Linked DNA regions of Homo sapiens: region 1 is linked to region 2. The links are chromatin contacts, found by Hi-C or POLR2A ChIA-PET in ENCODE. All regions are on one chromosome and are shown on one strand. Each heading gives the region's core, a stretch centred on a gene start or an enhancer-like site at or near the end of the contact. The rest is flanking DNA. Distances are from core to core; before and after follow the strand shown. Region 1 holds the start of LRRC43 (leucine rich repeat containing 43). Region 2 overlaps VPS33A (VPS33A core subunit of CORVET and HOPS complexes).

Evidence for each region. A loop is a pair of places that touch in the nucleus more often than their neighbours do. ChIA-PET counts read pairs that join two places held with the same protein, here RNA polymerase II (POLR2A).
Region 1: a loop to region 2 is called in a map of endothelial cell of hepatic sinusoid, with 4 times the contacts of the local background. The contact joins the promoter of LRRC43 here to the enhancer-like site in region 2. A Hi-C loop is called at or near these places in 1 of 168 maps with a recorded cell type or tissue (endothelial cell of hepatic sinusoid). POLR2A ChIA-PET finds 5 or more read pairs at or near these places in 3 of 52 experiments (AG04449, H1 and PC-9).

What each region holds. Positions count from the first base shown.
Region 1 is chr12:122,178,233-122,185,242 of GRCh38, reverse strand. LRRC43 (leucine rich repeat containing 43) reads right to left here and starts at 2,120. Exons shown (of 12, transcript NM_001098519.2): 1 at 1,949-2,120; 2 at 464-724. The coding sequence starts at 2,098. RefSeq lists an enhancer at 330-399 and a silencer at 1,993-2,092.
Region 2 is chr12:122,241,879-122,248,085 of GRCh38, reverse strand. It overlaps VPS33A (VPS33A core subunit of CORVET and HOPS complexes), which reads left to right. Exons shown (of 13, transcript NM_022916.6): 7 at 3,324-3,517; 8 at 5,578-5,704. Among named protein-coding and RNA genes, the nearest start is that of DIABLO, 19 kb to the right of the region's middle. Within about 2 kb of position 3,950, at least 2 of the 41 ENCODE cell types and tissues checked have a DNase peak (open chromatin) inside an H3K27ac peak, as active enhancers do.

The DNA.
Region 1 (7,010 bases), core at 871-3,370, 61 kb after region 2:
TCAGCCTCCCAAAGTGCTGAGATTACAAGCACCAGAGAGCCACCATGCCGAGACTGGGCTCTGCTACTGATGTAAACAAAGAATGCTTTTTGGTAACAAATTAAAATAGAACTACACCAACCTTCCCCTACCCTGACCCCCACGGTTTAAACGAAGTAAAACTAACACAGACCCTTCAAAAAACCTTTACTAGGACCCAGGAGGGTCCACTGCAGAACTCAGGGGTGGAAGCTGTGCCATGATGGCTTCCAGGGGTAAAGGAAGAAGAAACGCAAGGCTGACCGAGTAGCCGGCCCTGCCTGGCACACAAGCCAGGGAGATGAAGCAGATGGAGGGCAGGCTGGCCTTCGTTTCAGCCCTGAAAGCAGGATCCCTGACGCGCTGTGGGGAAGGGTGCCCTCCCCACAACCTCCCTTAGGGGAGCGGCCACCCTAACATCACCTACCACGTGCCCAGCACTGACCTTCTTGTCTATTACCCGCAGGGACCGGAAGTAGGAGTAGAAGAAGGTGTCTGTGATCGTCAGCGGGTTCCGGATGGCCAATTCTCTCAGGAAACTGTCTTCTGCATTCGAGTTGTTCAGCAGAGCCCAGGGGGAGTGGCGGCTGCGGACCAGGCCCAGCAGGGCCTCCACCGTCTCCTCTCCGGGGCTCACCACATCCTCCTCTCTGGGGACAAGCTCCCTCCAAGTTCGCCAAGTTTGAGGAAGAAAGCGCGACTTATTCTGCAGTGGCAGAGGAGGGATTTTCTGTAGGTGTGACACAGCCCCCTTAAGGACACCAAACTCTCAAAACAGAACAGATCATAAAACTGGACGATTAGGGATAGAGTTTAGAAATCTAGAGAGTAGGCCAGGTGCGGTGGCTCATGCCTGTAATCCCAGCACTTTGGGAGGCTGAGGCAGGCGGATCATGAGGTCAAGAGATCGAGGCCATCCTGGCTAACACGGTGAAACCCCGTCTCGACTAAAAATACAAAAAATTAGCCGGGCGTGGTGGCACGCAACTGTAGTCTCAGCTACTCGGGAGGCTAAGGCAGGAGAATCGTTTGAACCCGGGAGGCGGAGGTTGCAGTGAGCCGAGATCACGCCACTGCACTCCAGGCTGGGTGACAGAGCGAGACTCCGTCTCAAAAAAAAAAAAAAAAATCTAGACAGTGAATAATCAATAATTTTGATGGATTATTAGCCATGGATATAACTACAGATGAGGTGAGATACAAAATAATTAAAAGGTGCCATTCCTTTTAAAAAGGCAGGTGGATCACTTGAGGTCAGGAGTTTGAGACCAGCCTGGGCAACATGGTGAAATCCTGTCTCTACTAAAAATACAATAATTAGCCGGGCATGGTGGCAGGTGCCTGTAATCCCTGCTACTTGGGAGGCGGAGGTTGCAGTAAGTCGACATCGCGTCACTATGCTCCAGCCTGGGCAGTAAGCCTTCCTGGGCCACACCTGGGCGCCCCTCGTGGTTGAAGCCACGGGAGGGAAGGGTCTAGGACTCTGGAGACAGGGAGGCAGGATGGGGGGTAACCCCTTCTCCTGGACTCAAGGTCGCAGGCTTCAGGCTGAGCCACCTCTCACACTGCCTCAGGCTCTTATTAAATGCTCGGAGGCTGGGAAAAGTTGTGGAACTCTTTGCCCAAAACAAAAGCTTTTCACCCCAAAAGGAGCCTGCCCACTAGAAATCTGGGGTGTTGACGTCTTCAAGTCAGGGAGAGGCCCCAGCCCAGGTCAGCTGATGTGCTCAGGACGGGCCCCGCTCTCCTCCCCGCGCAGTGCCCGCGACTCGGGCCCCACCGTCACCCTCAAGCCCCACCCGCCCCCATGTCGGCGGCCCCCAGAATGCGCAGATCCCAGGCCCCAGGGACCAGCCCGCTCCGCTCGCCCGGGCCCGTGCCTCCCCGCAGCCGGTCCAGGCCCCCAGAGTTCCGGCCCCGGCGCCCGCACCCAGCTGCCGGCACCGCACGGGAACTCGCGCAGACACAGCTTCCGCAAGTGCTCGCGCACGGCCGCGCTCACGGTCCCGGTCCCGGGCCGCTGAGTCCCAGGCCCGGCCTCAGACTCGGACTCGGACTCGGACTCGTACGACGCCTCCATGGCCCGGGCCGCGTTGCCCGGCAACCGCTAGGACGCGTGCGCGGGGGCAGGGGCCTCTCCAGGCGCTCTCACCTGCCCCGAGGGAAAAGTCCCCCATCCGGATCAGACAGCCTGGCCCCAACCACCTGCGTTTTCTCTTCTGCCCTCATCTATAAAAATGGGATAACAGCTGGTGGTTCTAAGTGCGGCAGCTCCCGCAGGCAGTAAGCGCCATAGCTGACCTGTTTCTTAGCTCCTGTCAAGCACTCCCCACGGAAAGTCATCCTATACCCATCTGACAGATGGAGAAAGGAGAAGAGGGCCCAAGGTCAAACATCTCGACTCCAACCAGCCAGTGGGTTCCAGGGTGGTCTCTCTAACCCTGGAGTCAGGGATTTTATCACTGTCCACCTGTATAACTGTTTAATCACCCAGACCTCATTTTTTAAATTTTTTATTTATTTTATTTTATTGAGACAGAGTCTCGCTCTGTCGCCCAGGCTGGAGTCCAGTGGCGAGATCTCAGCTCACCGCAATCTCCGTGTCCCGGGTTCAAGCGATTCTCCTGCCTCAGCCTCCCGAGTAGCTGGGATTACAGGCGCGCATGACCACTTCCGGCTTTTTTTTTTTTTTTTTTTTTTTTGAGACCGAGTTTCACTCTTGTTGTCCAGGCTGGAGTGCAATGGCGCGATCTCGGCTCACTGCAACCTCCGCCTCCCAGATTCAACCGATTCTCCTGCCTCAGCCTCCCGAGTAGCTGGGATTACAACCGCCTGCCACAACGCCCCGCTAATGTGTATTTTTAGTAGAGACGGGGTTTCACCATGTTGGCCAGGCTGGTCTCGAACTCCTGACCTCAGGTGATCCACCCACCTCGGTCTCCCCAAGTGCTGGGATTACATACGTGAGCCACCGCACCCAGCCTAATTTTTTGTATTTTAGTAGAGATGGAGTTTCACCATGTTGCCCAGGTTGGTCTCAAACTCCTGGGCTCAGGCAATCCACTGGCCTCAGCCTCCCAAAGTGTTGGGATTACAGGCGTGAGCCACCACGCCCAGCCATGAAGCTTCTTTTATAAGGACATTGATCCCATTCCTGAGGAGCCCCCAAACTTAATCACTTCCCAAAGGGCCCCACGTTTTAATACTATCACACTGGGCATCAGGTTCTGACAAATGAATTTTGGAGGAACACATTAACATCTCTCATTCTTTTTGACTATACGATATCGGGACAACTTTACTGTTATTAGAAAAATTAGGCTGGGCGCGATGGCTCACCCCTGTAAACCCAGCACTTTGGGAGGCTGAGGTGGGTGGATCACCTGAGGTCAGGAGTTCGAGACCAGCCTGATCAACATGGTGAAACCCCGTCTCTACTAAAAATACAAAAATTAGCCAGGCGTGGTGACACATGCCTATAGTCCCAGCTACTTCGGAGGCTGAGGCAGGAGAATTGCTTGAACCCAGGAGGCGGAGGTTGCAGTGAGCCGAGATCACATCACTGCACTCCAGCCTGGGCAACAGAGTGAGACTGTCTCAAAAAAAAAAAAAAATTTATCCAAAACTGGGAGTTAAGGCAAAAAGATGACCATATGTCCTTTCTTTTCCTTTTTTTTTTTTTGAGACGGAGTCTCCCTCTGCCGTCCAGGCTGGAGTGCAGTGGTGCAATCTCGGCTCACTGCAAGCTCCGCCTGCCAGGTTCACGCCATTCTCCTGCCTCAGCCTCCTGAGTAGCTGGGACTACAGGCGCCCGCCACCAAGCCCGGCTAATTTTTTGTATTTTTAGTAGAGACGGGGTTTCACCGTGTTAGTCAGGATGGTCTCGATCTCCTGACCTCGTCATCCGCCCACCTCAGCCTCTCAAAGTGCTGGGATTACATGCATGAGCCACCGGGCCCAGCCAACCATATGTCCTTTCAAAGAAGAAAATATCCTTTTTTTTTTTTGAGGCAGGGTCTCCCTTTGTTATCCAGGCTACTGTGCAGTAGCGTGATCACAGGTCACTGAAGCCTGGACCTCCTGAACTGAAGCGGTCCTCCCACCTCAGCCTCCTGAGTGGCTGGGACTACAGGCATGCATCACCATGCCTGGCTAATTTTTTTGTATTTTTAGTACAGATGGGGTTTCGCCATGTTGCCCAGGCTGGTCTCGAATTCCTGACCTCAAGTGATCCACCCACCTCAGCCTCCCAAAGTGCTGAGATCACAGGCGTGAGCCACCATGCCTGGCTCTCAAAGAATAAAATAAATATCTATGAGTCCATAGTGATATAAATAAATCAAGGAGATGAATCACAGATATGGCTCCTGCAATTTTGATGGAGCAACAGATGGACAATGTGCAGTGAAGGAAGAGAAGACTGAGAGGGGAAATCAAGCATCCTGTTTGGAACAAGTTAAGGTCCAGATGCCAATGGGCGTCTACTGTGTCAAATCAGCCATTGGTTAGGAGTAAGAGCTCAGGAATGAGGTCAGGTCTGGGCAGACCACAGAGCCCAAGATACACAGAAGAGGCCCAGCCAGGAAGCCCTTCCACCCTTCATCCCAAGTCCCCCTGCAGCCAACACTGTCTCTTTTCTCTTCCTTCTCATCCAAGCTTCTTGACACAGTGGTCTATACTCACTTTTTCTTTTTTTCTTTTCTTTTGAGACGGAGTTTTGCTCTGTTGCCCAGGCTGGAGTGCAGTGGCGCAATCTTGGCTCACTGCAACCTCCGCCTCCTGGGTTCAAGCAATTCTCCTGCCTCAGCCTTCTGAGTAGCTGGGATTGCAGGCTCCCGCCACCATGCCCAGCTAGTTTTTGTATTTTTAGTAGAGACAGGGTTTCTCCATGCTGGTCAGGCTGGTCTCGAACTCCTGACCTCAAGTGATCCACCTGCCTTGGCCTCCCAAAGTGCTGGGATTACAGGTGTGAGCCACTCGCCCCTGGCCTATGCTCACTTTTTCCTCACTTCCCAAACCACCACAATATAACTGCCACACCAAAAATTTATTCAAACTCTCCCAGCAAAGTTTCTGTGACCTCATGTTGCCCAATCTAGTGAATCTCCTCAGCCTTTATCTTATTTGACCTCTTCATGGCTTTTGATGATGCCAACCATTTCCTCCTTGAAAAACTGCTTTTCATCTTATTCCATGACAACATGTATTTCTGGTGTTACTTTTCTTTCTCTCTCTCTTTTTTTTTTTTTTTTTTTGAGACGGAGTCTCACTCTGTCACGAGGCTGGAGTTCAGTGGCGCAATCTCGGCTCACCGCAACCTCCACCTTCTGGGTTCAAGCAATTCTCCTGCCTCAGCCTCCTGAGTAGCTGGGACTACAGACACGCGCCACCACACCCAGCTAATTTTTTTGTATTTTTAGTAGACAGGGTTTCACCATGTTGGCCAGGATGGTCTCGACCTTTTGACCTCGTGATCCGCCCGCCTCGGCCTCCCAAAGTGCTGGGATTACAGGTGTGAGCCACCGCACCCAGCCTTCTTTTTCTCTTGAGAGTGCCTTCTCCATGTTCTAGATTAAATCATCATCTTCTCCTTGTCCTGTTAATGGAAGCATGTCCCAGGGCTCCACACGACTTCCACACCTCACACTGCTCATCTCTTACTGGCTTACAGTTTTATCTGCCACAATACCTTGATGGCACCCACATTTACATCTGTAGTTCCTTCCTACACGCTTCAGATCCACACGTCCAACAGCCTACTGTGTGTCTTCAGCTGAGCATCCATAACACTTCCCATTCACTGTGTCAAAAGCTGAATCAGGCCGGGCACGTGGCTTGCACCTACAGTCGCAGCACTTTGGGAGGCCAAGGTGAGTGGATTGCTTGAGCCCCGGAGTTTAAGACCAGCCTAGGCAATAGAGGAGGATCTTATTTCTACAAAAAGTTAAAATTAAAAAGTTAGCCAGGCCTGGTGGTATGCCGTGTGCCTATAACCCCAGCTACTCAGGAGGCTGAGGCGGAAGGATCTCTTGAGCCTGGGAGTTTGAGGCTGCAGTGAGCTGTGATCACACCACTGCACTCTAGCCTAGGTGACAGACTGAGACCTTGCCTCTTAAAGAAAAGAAAACCAAACCAAACCAGCCAACCAACAAGCAAAGAGCCAGAATTCATCACCTCACCCGAGCCCCAAAGGCCTGAGGCCTGTGATCCTCTTCGTTTGTACCAATATCATTTATCCAGTTGCTCAAACCAGAAACCCAGAGGTTGTCCTCAACTCTTCCCTCTCCACCATCCCCATATCCAATCAAACACCACCCTGGCCAGGCACCATGGCTCACGCCTATAATCCCAGCACCTTGGGAGGCCGAGGCAGGTGGATCACAAGGTCAGGAGTTCAAGACCAGCCTGGCCAACATGAAAAAACCCCATCTCTACTAAAAATACAAGAAAAACAAACAAACAAAAAAACGCCAAGAGTGGTGGCTCACGCCTGTAATCCCGGCTACTCAAGAGGCTGAGGCAGGACAATCGCTTGAACCCGGGAGGCAGAGGTTGTGGTGAGCCGAGATCATGCCACTGCACTCCAGGCCAGGTGACAGAGCAAGACAATGTCTCAAAAAAAAAAAAAAAAAAAAAAAAAAAGAAAGCCACCTCTTACGTATTTTTCCTCCTAAACATTTCTACAACCCATCCACACCTCTTCATCTCCACTATCACTATTACCCTCTTCTCACCCTCACCTTTGGGCATGTTGATTTTGAGGTATCACTGGGACATTCAGGTGGACATTTAGGTCTGGAGTGTGAAGGAGACAGACAGTAAAGTGTGAGGAATCCAGATCACGGGTGGACACCGTGGAGCTAGGGAGAGGGGCAAAAGGGATCAGGATGACGTTGTTACAGGAGAGGTTGTTACGAGAGGTTGTCAAGAAGGTGGAAGTGGTTGGCAATGTTTCATGCTATAGAGGGGTCATGTAAAATGAAGGCTGAAAC
Region 2 (6,207 bases), core at 2,701-5,200:
ACACACACACACACACACACACACAGCTGGATTTGGTGGCGCATGCCTGTAGTACCAGCTACTCAGGAGGCTGAGGCACGAGAATCGCTTGAACTTAGGAGGTGGAGCTTGCAGTGAGCCAAGATCGCACGGCTGCACTCCAGCCCGGGTGACAGAGTGAGACTTTGTCTCAAAAAAATAATAAAATAGGTGAAAATTTTTTTAAATATTTAAAAAGAAAGAAAGGAAGGAAGAGAGGAAGGGCCTGCAATTCAGAGGGAAACGGACTCGTGGTTGCCAGGACTACAGGAAGGGGATGGGGAGTCACCACTTATTGGCTACAGGGTTTCCCTTTGGGATAAAAAAGTGTGGAACTAGATACTGGCTGTGGTCCTACCATGTTGTATATGTACTAAATGCTACTGGATCATTCACTGTAAAACAAAGTAGTAATTTTTATATTATGTGCAATTTACCACAAGAATGGATGAATGAATGACGTGGGTGACGGAGAGAGAGACATGCATGAGGAGGCGTTTCCACACGTATGGAAGGTCTTTAGTGATAAGATTGTAAAAAGTCTTATTATTATTGTTTGTCAAAAAAATGGCACCTTTAATACTTTTTAAAACTCTATTTATTGACAGAGGAATTTATTTCAGGAGAGCCCTATGCTGGGTTGTGGGTGGAAATCAAAGAAACAGGGTGGTCCCAGAGCATGTAGCACCCAGGAAGGCATGAAAGAAGAGCTCTGAAGTTCAGGATGGGGAATGGTGGGGGGAGAGGCGGCCTGGGAGTTGGCCCAGGGACAGCTGTATAGGAGGGGTGGGAGGTATGTGGGAAGGGATTTTCCAAGAAGAGAAAAAATATGTATAAATTCCCAGCCTCCTTGTAGCAAGTTTTTTCGTAATGTAAGTCAAACATTGATTAGGAAAAAAATTGGAAAAATAGAAGAAAACATAGATCCGTTATTATCCTCCAACCTTACCCCAACAGCCCTGTGGCCCCAAACCTTGGGACAACCACTGTTAATATTGTGGTATTATTTCCTAGTCTTTTTTTCCCCTTGTGTAGTTTATTGTAGTTAACAAAAAATGGAATCAGGTTGTACAAATAGTTTCAAACCTGAGTTTTGATTTGGTATGCTAATGAGCATTTTCCTAGTGTATGCATACTGTAATCGTTACATTAAAATCCACAGTATAGGGCAGGCATGGTGGCTTATGCCTGTAATCCTAGCACTGTGGGAGGCCAAGGCGGGCCAATCACCTGAGGTCAGGAGTTCGAGACCAGCCTGACCAACATAGTGAAACCCCATTTCTACTAAATACAAAAAAAAATTAGCCAGGTATGGTGGCGGGTGGCTATAATCCCAGCTACTTGGGAGGCTGAGGCAGGAGAATTGCTTGAACCTGGGAGGTGGAGGTTGCAGTGAGCCGAGATCGTGCCACTGCACTCCAGTCTGGGTGACAGACTGAGACTGTGTCTCAATTAAAAAACCAAAAAGTGGCTGGACACACTGGCTCATGTCTGTAATCCCAGCACTTTGGGAGGTTGAGGTGAGCGGATCATCTGAGGTCAGGAGTTCGAGACCAGCCTGGCCAACATGGTGAAACCCGTCTCTACTAAAAGTACAAAAATTAGTCGGGTGTGGTGGCGGGCGCCTGTAATCCTAGCTACTCAGGAGGCTGAGGCAGGAGAATCGCTTGAACCCGGGAGGTGGAGGTTGTAGTGAGCTGAGATCACGCCACTGCACTCCAGCCTGGGCGAGAGAGCGAGACTCCCTCTTAAATAAATAAATAAATAAATAAATAAAATAAGAGAGAGAGAGAGATCCTCCCACCTAAGCCTCTCAAAGTGCTGGGATTACAGGCGTGAGCCACTGTGCCCAGCCTACATAAGATTTTTTTCATATATCAGATTATTTTCTTTCCCTGGATTCCCTGATGCAGGATTTTTGGGGTGAAAGGCACTTGGTACATGTTGCCAAATTGCTTTACTGCAGAGTTACACCAGCTCCATGCCATCCGTAGTTCATGAGCACATGTGGGGTGTTCCAGGAAAATAGGGACTCACTTGGCTTGGCAGGAGCAGAGTAGGGAGAAGGAGATTAAGGCTACTTCGCAGAGGAAGTGGATACCATGCTAAGGAATTTGGAAGCTTATTCTAGATCAGGGTGTACAGCTTTTTCTATAAAGACCCAGATAGTAAGTATTTTAGGCTTTTGCTTGTTACAAAGTGCAGGTCATACAGAGGAACCTCCTTGTCTCTGTCATTGTCATGTGAAAGTAGCCATAGACAATACAAAAAGAATAGCTGTGGCCATGTGCCAATAAAACTTTATTTGCAAAAACAGAAAGTGGGCTGGGCATGGTGGCTCACACCTGTAATCCAGCACTTTGGGAGGCCCAGGAGGGTGGCTCACCTGAAGACAAGAGTTCAAGACCAGCCTGGCCAACATGGTGAAACCCTGTCTCTACTAAAAATACAAGAAAATTAGCCGGGCATGGTGGTGGGTGCCTATAATCTGAGCTACTCAGGAGGCTGAGGCAGGAGAATCATTTGAACCCAGGAGGTGGAGGTTGCAGTGAGCCGAGATCGTGCCATTGCACTCCAGCCTGGGTGACAAGAGTGAAACTCCGTCTCAAAAAAAAAAAAAAAAACAGAACGTGAACAGAGTTTGGTCCTCAGACCGTAGTTTCTAATTCTTGTTCTAGGATGGCTTTTAAACTATTTTGGATTCCAATCCACAGTAAGAAATGTATTTTATATCATGAGCCAGTATATACACACATGTATGCATGTGCATGTTAAACTGAAACAAAAGTTTTATTTAAAAAAAAAATAAAACGAAGCCACCACTAGCTTCTCTAACAGCGTGTGATAAGCTTTTGTATTTTCTACTCTGTGCTGTTTTTGGTACTGTTGTTTTGTTTTGGTTTCGTTTGGTTTTGGTTTTAAGATGCTACTTGCAACCCACCAGCTTGATTTCATGATCCACTAATGGAACATGATCTACAGTTTGAAAAAATACTAAAAGTCAATGGGGAGATCCTTGAAAGTTTTCTGAGTGGAAAAGTGACCTAATCCCTGAATAAGTTTAGGAAGTGGACATTGCTGCATGTGGTTTATATAGGTGCCCCAAAGATAATGAGAACTGTGGTATCAGTATTAGAGTCACTACTTCCTGTACTTTGATCATGGAAAATCAAAAGCTCAGAGCTATGTGTCGTTTGCCGTCTTCCATTTTCTCCTGAGTTGGAAATTCTGTTTTGTGCTTGGTTACCGGATTGGTTCTTCCAGTCATTGCACACAGGTGCTTATTCCCTTCCACTGCTGCTCAGGTTATGTGAAATTACCTCCAGAGAAATTTGCACCTAAGAAACAGGGCGATGGTGGTAAGGACCTCCCCACGGAAGCAAAGAAGCTGCAGCTGAATTCTGCAGAGGAGCTCTATGCTGAGATCCGAGATAAGAACTTCAACGCAGTTGGCTCTGTGCTCAGCAAGAAAGCAAAGATCATCTCTGCAGCATTCGAGGTGAGGCAAGTTTTGGGTGTCATTCTGCAACTCTAGGCCTCAGGTAGATGCCCACCCCTGAGGGGAATAAGAGCTCCAAAAATATGTAGCCATTAAACCAGGCTTCAATGCAACTTTTCTCATCTTCAGTAACTGCAGATTCAGTATTGGAAGATCCGAGGTTTTCATTTTAAACTTTCTCAGACCCGCGTTGCGTAAAGTTCTTTTTGTGTGGAGGGTAGGTGGAGGCGCAAGTGTGTGCAGTTTACAGACTTCCATCATAAACATTTGCTTTATCGTCTTAAATTATTTCCTACCTTGCCTAAGAGGAAGCCATCTGTACTACAAATAAAGAATCCTCTATAATAGAACTTGTGGTTCATGCTGAAAACTCAAGTTTAGCCAGTGTGACTGCGGCAGGGGAAGTCAGCACGTGTGGCAGGTGATAATGAGACTGAAATCCCCAGCAACCCCGAGCTTTGAAATTGGTGGCTTCATTATCACCTTCCTGCCTCCTCTTGCCCGTTCACTAGTTTATTCTTGCTCAGGCTCCTTTTTGAAACATGGGAATTCAACAAGATCATAAAGTCTGAATATTTCAACTTTGGAAACATAAATGGGAAGTTTTTGAAAATGAATTTTTCACTGAGTATGTAGTTCTAGATTTTTTTTTGACAGGGTCTCGCTTTGTCTCCCAGGATGGGTGTAGTGGTACAATCATGGCTTACTGAGCTGCTACCTCCCAGGCTCAAGCAATCCTCCCACCTCAGCCTCCCGAGTAGCTGGGACCACAGGCACATGCCATCATGCCTGGCAGAGTTTTTTGTTGTTTTTTTTTCTGTAGAGATGGGGACTTCCTGCGTTGCCCAGGCTGGCTTGGAACTAGGCCATGTAATTCCAGATTTTATCTTTCTCAGGAATTATGTTCATTAATTGATTTTCATATTTCTGAAGTTACTTTTGGTTTAAGTTATTAAATTTTGCCAAAAAATATTATCATCACCAAGCTATGTTCGCTTTGTTCATAGACTATACTCAAGACTAAGGTTCAGGCCAGGCACAGTGGCTCACGCCTGTCATCCCGGCACTGTCGGAGGCTGAGGCAGGAGGATCGCTTGAGCCCAGAAGTCCTAGACCAGCCTGGGCAACACAGCAAGACACTGTCTCTACAAAACTTTTTTTTTTTTTAACTAGCTGGGCAGTGGCGTGTGCCTGTAATCCCAGCTCCTTGGGAGGCTGAGGTAGGAGCCTAGGAGGCGGAGGCTGCAGTGAGCTGTGATGACACCACTGCACTCCAGCCTGGGCGACAGAGACCCTGTCTCAACATCAAATAAAAGACTGAGGGTCAACAGAAAAAATGGATTTTTTTCTGTTACACAGGAAACTTTTCCTCTTTATGGTACCCTCTAAACATAATTTTTTGTCTTAGTTTTTTACTCAGAAATTTGTATGGTTTATATAGTACTATCTTTCACCAATACTCAGATGTCCACAAAATACTGACACAGTGTTTAAGCTGGTACATTGGAAGACAGACTCTGAGGCATTTGCTTCTTTAAAGAAGTGCTAATTCAGGAGACAGGCACCATGACCTCTATTATTTCAGTCATATATATACTTTTCTTTTCTCTTTTTTTATGTAATGTAATGATTTATTTGTATTCCATTCTTCCTTTCTCATTAATATAAATGAAACATCCTCTGAACAATACAAAAAACAAAGCACTTAAAATATCGGCCAGGCGTGGTGGCTCACGCCTGTAATCCTAACACTTTGGGAGGCCAAGGTGGGTGGATCACCTGAGGTCAGGAGTTCGAGACCAGCCTGACCAATATGGTGAAACCCTGTCTCTACTAAAAATACAAAAATTAGTTTGGGCATGGTGGTGGGCACCTGTAATCCCAGCTACTCGGGAGGCTGAGGCATGAGAATCACTTGAACCTGGGAGGCGGAGGTTGCAGTGAGCCGAGATTGCGCCACTGCACTCCAGCCTGGGCAACAAAGCGAGAGTCCTTCTCAAAAAAATAAAATAAATAAACTATCTTCCCTGCTTGAGGCACTGCTCTCTTGTTTATTTCAGGAAAGACACAATGCTAAGACCGTGGGGGAGATCAAGCAGTTTGTTTCCCAGTTGCCCCACATGCAGGCAGCAAGGGGCTCGCTTGCAAACCATACCTCAATTGCAGAATTGATCAAAGATGTCACTAGTGAGTATCCTTTGTAATGATTGTTTCAGTCTGGGGCTACTTGCACATACAACGTTTGACACCTAGGTCATCAACACCACAATGCCTCTTCGGGAGAGTCAGCTCTGTCTTAATACCACGTGTTCTTCTCAGTGTTAATGAAGTATACATATGTTAATAGTTAAGGATATTCCAGGCGGGGCATGGTGGCTCATGCCTGTAATCCCAGCACTTCGGGAGGCCAAGACGGGCAGATCACTTGAGGTCAGGAGTTTGAGACCAGCCTGGCCAACATGATGAAACCCCATGTCTACTACAAATACAAAAATTAGCCAGGCACAGTGGTATGCATCTGTAGTCCCAGCTACCTGGGAGGCTGAGGCAGGAGAATTGCTTGAACCTGGAAGGCGGAGGTTGCAGTGAGCCGACATCACGCCACTGCACTCCAGCCTGGGTGACAGAGTGAGACTCCATCTCGAAAAACAAAACAAAAAGAATGTTCCATTTGTTGGCCAGGCATGATG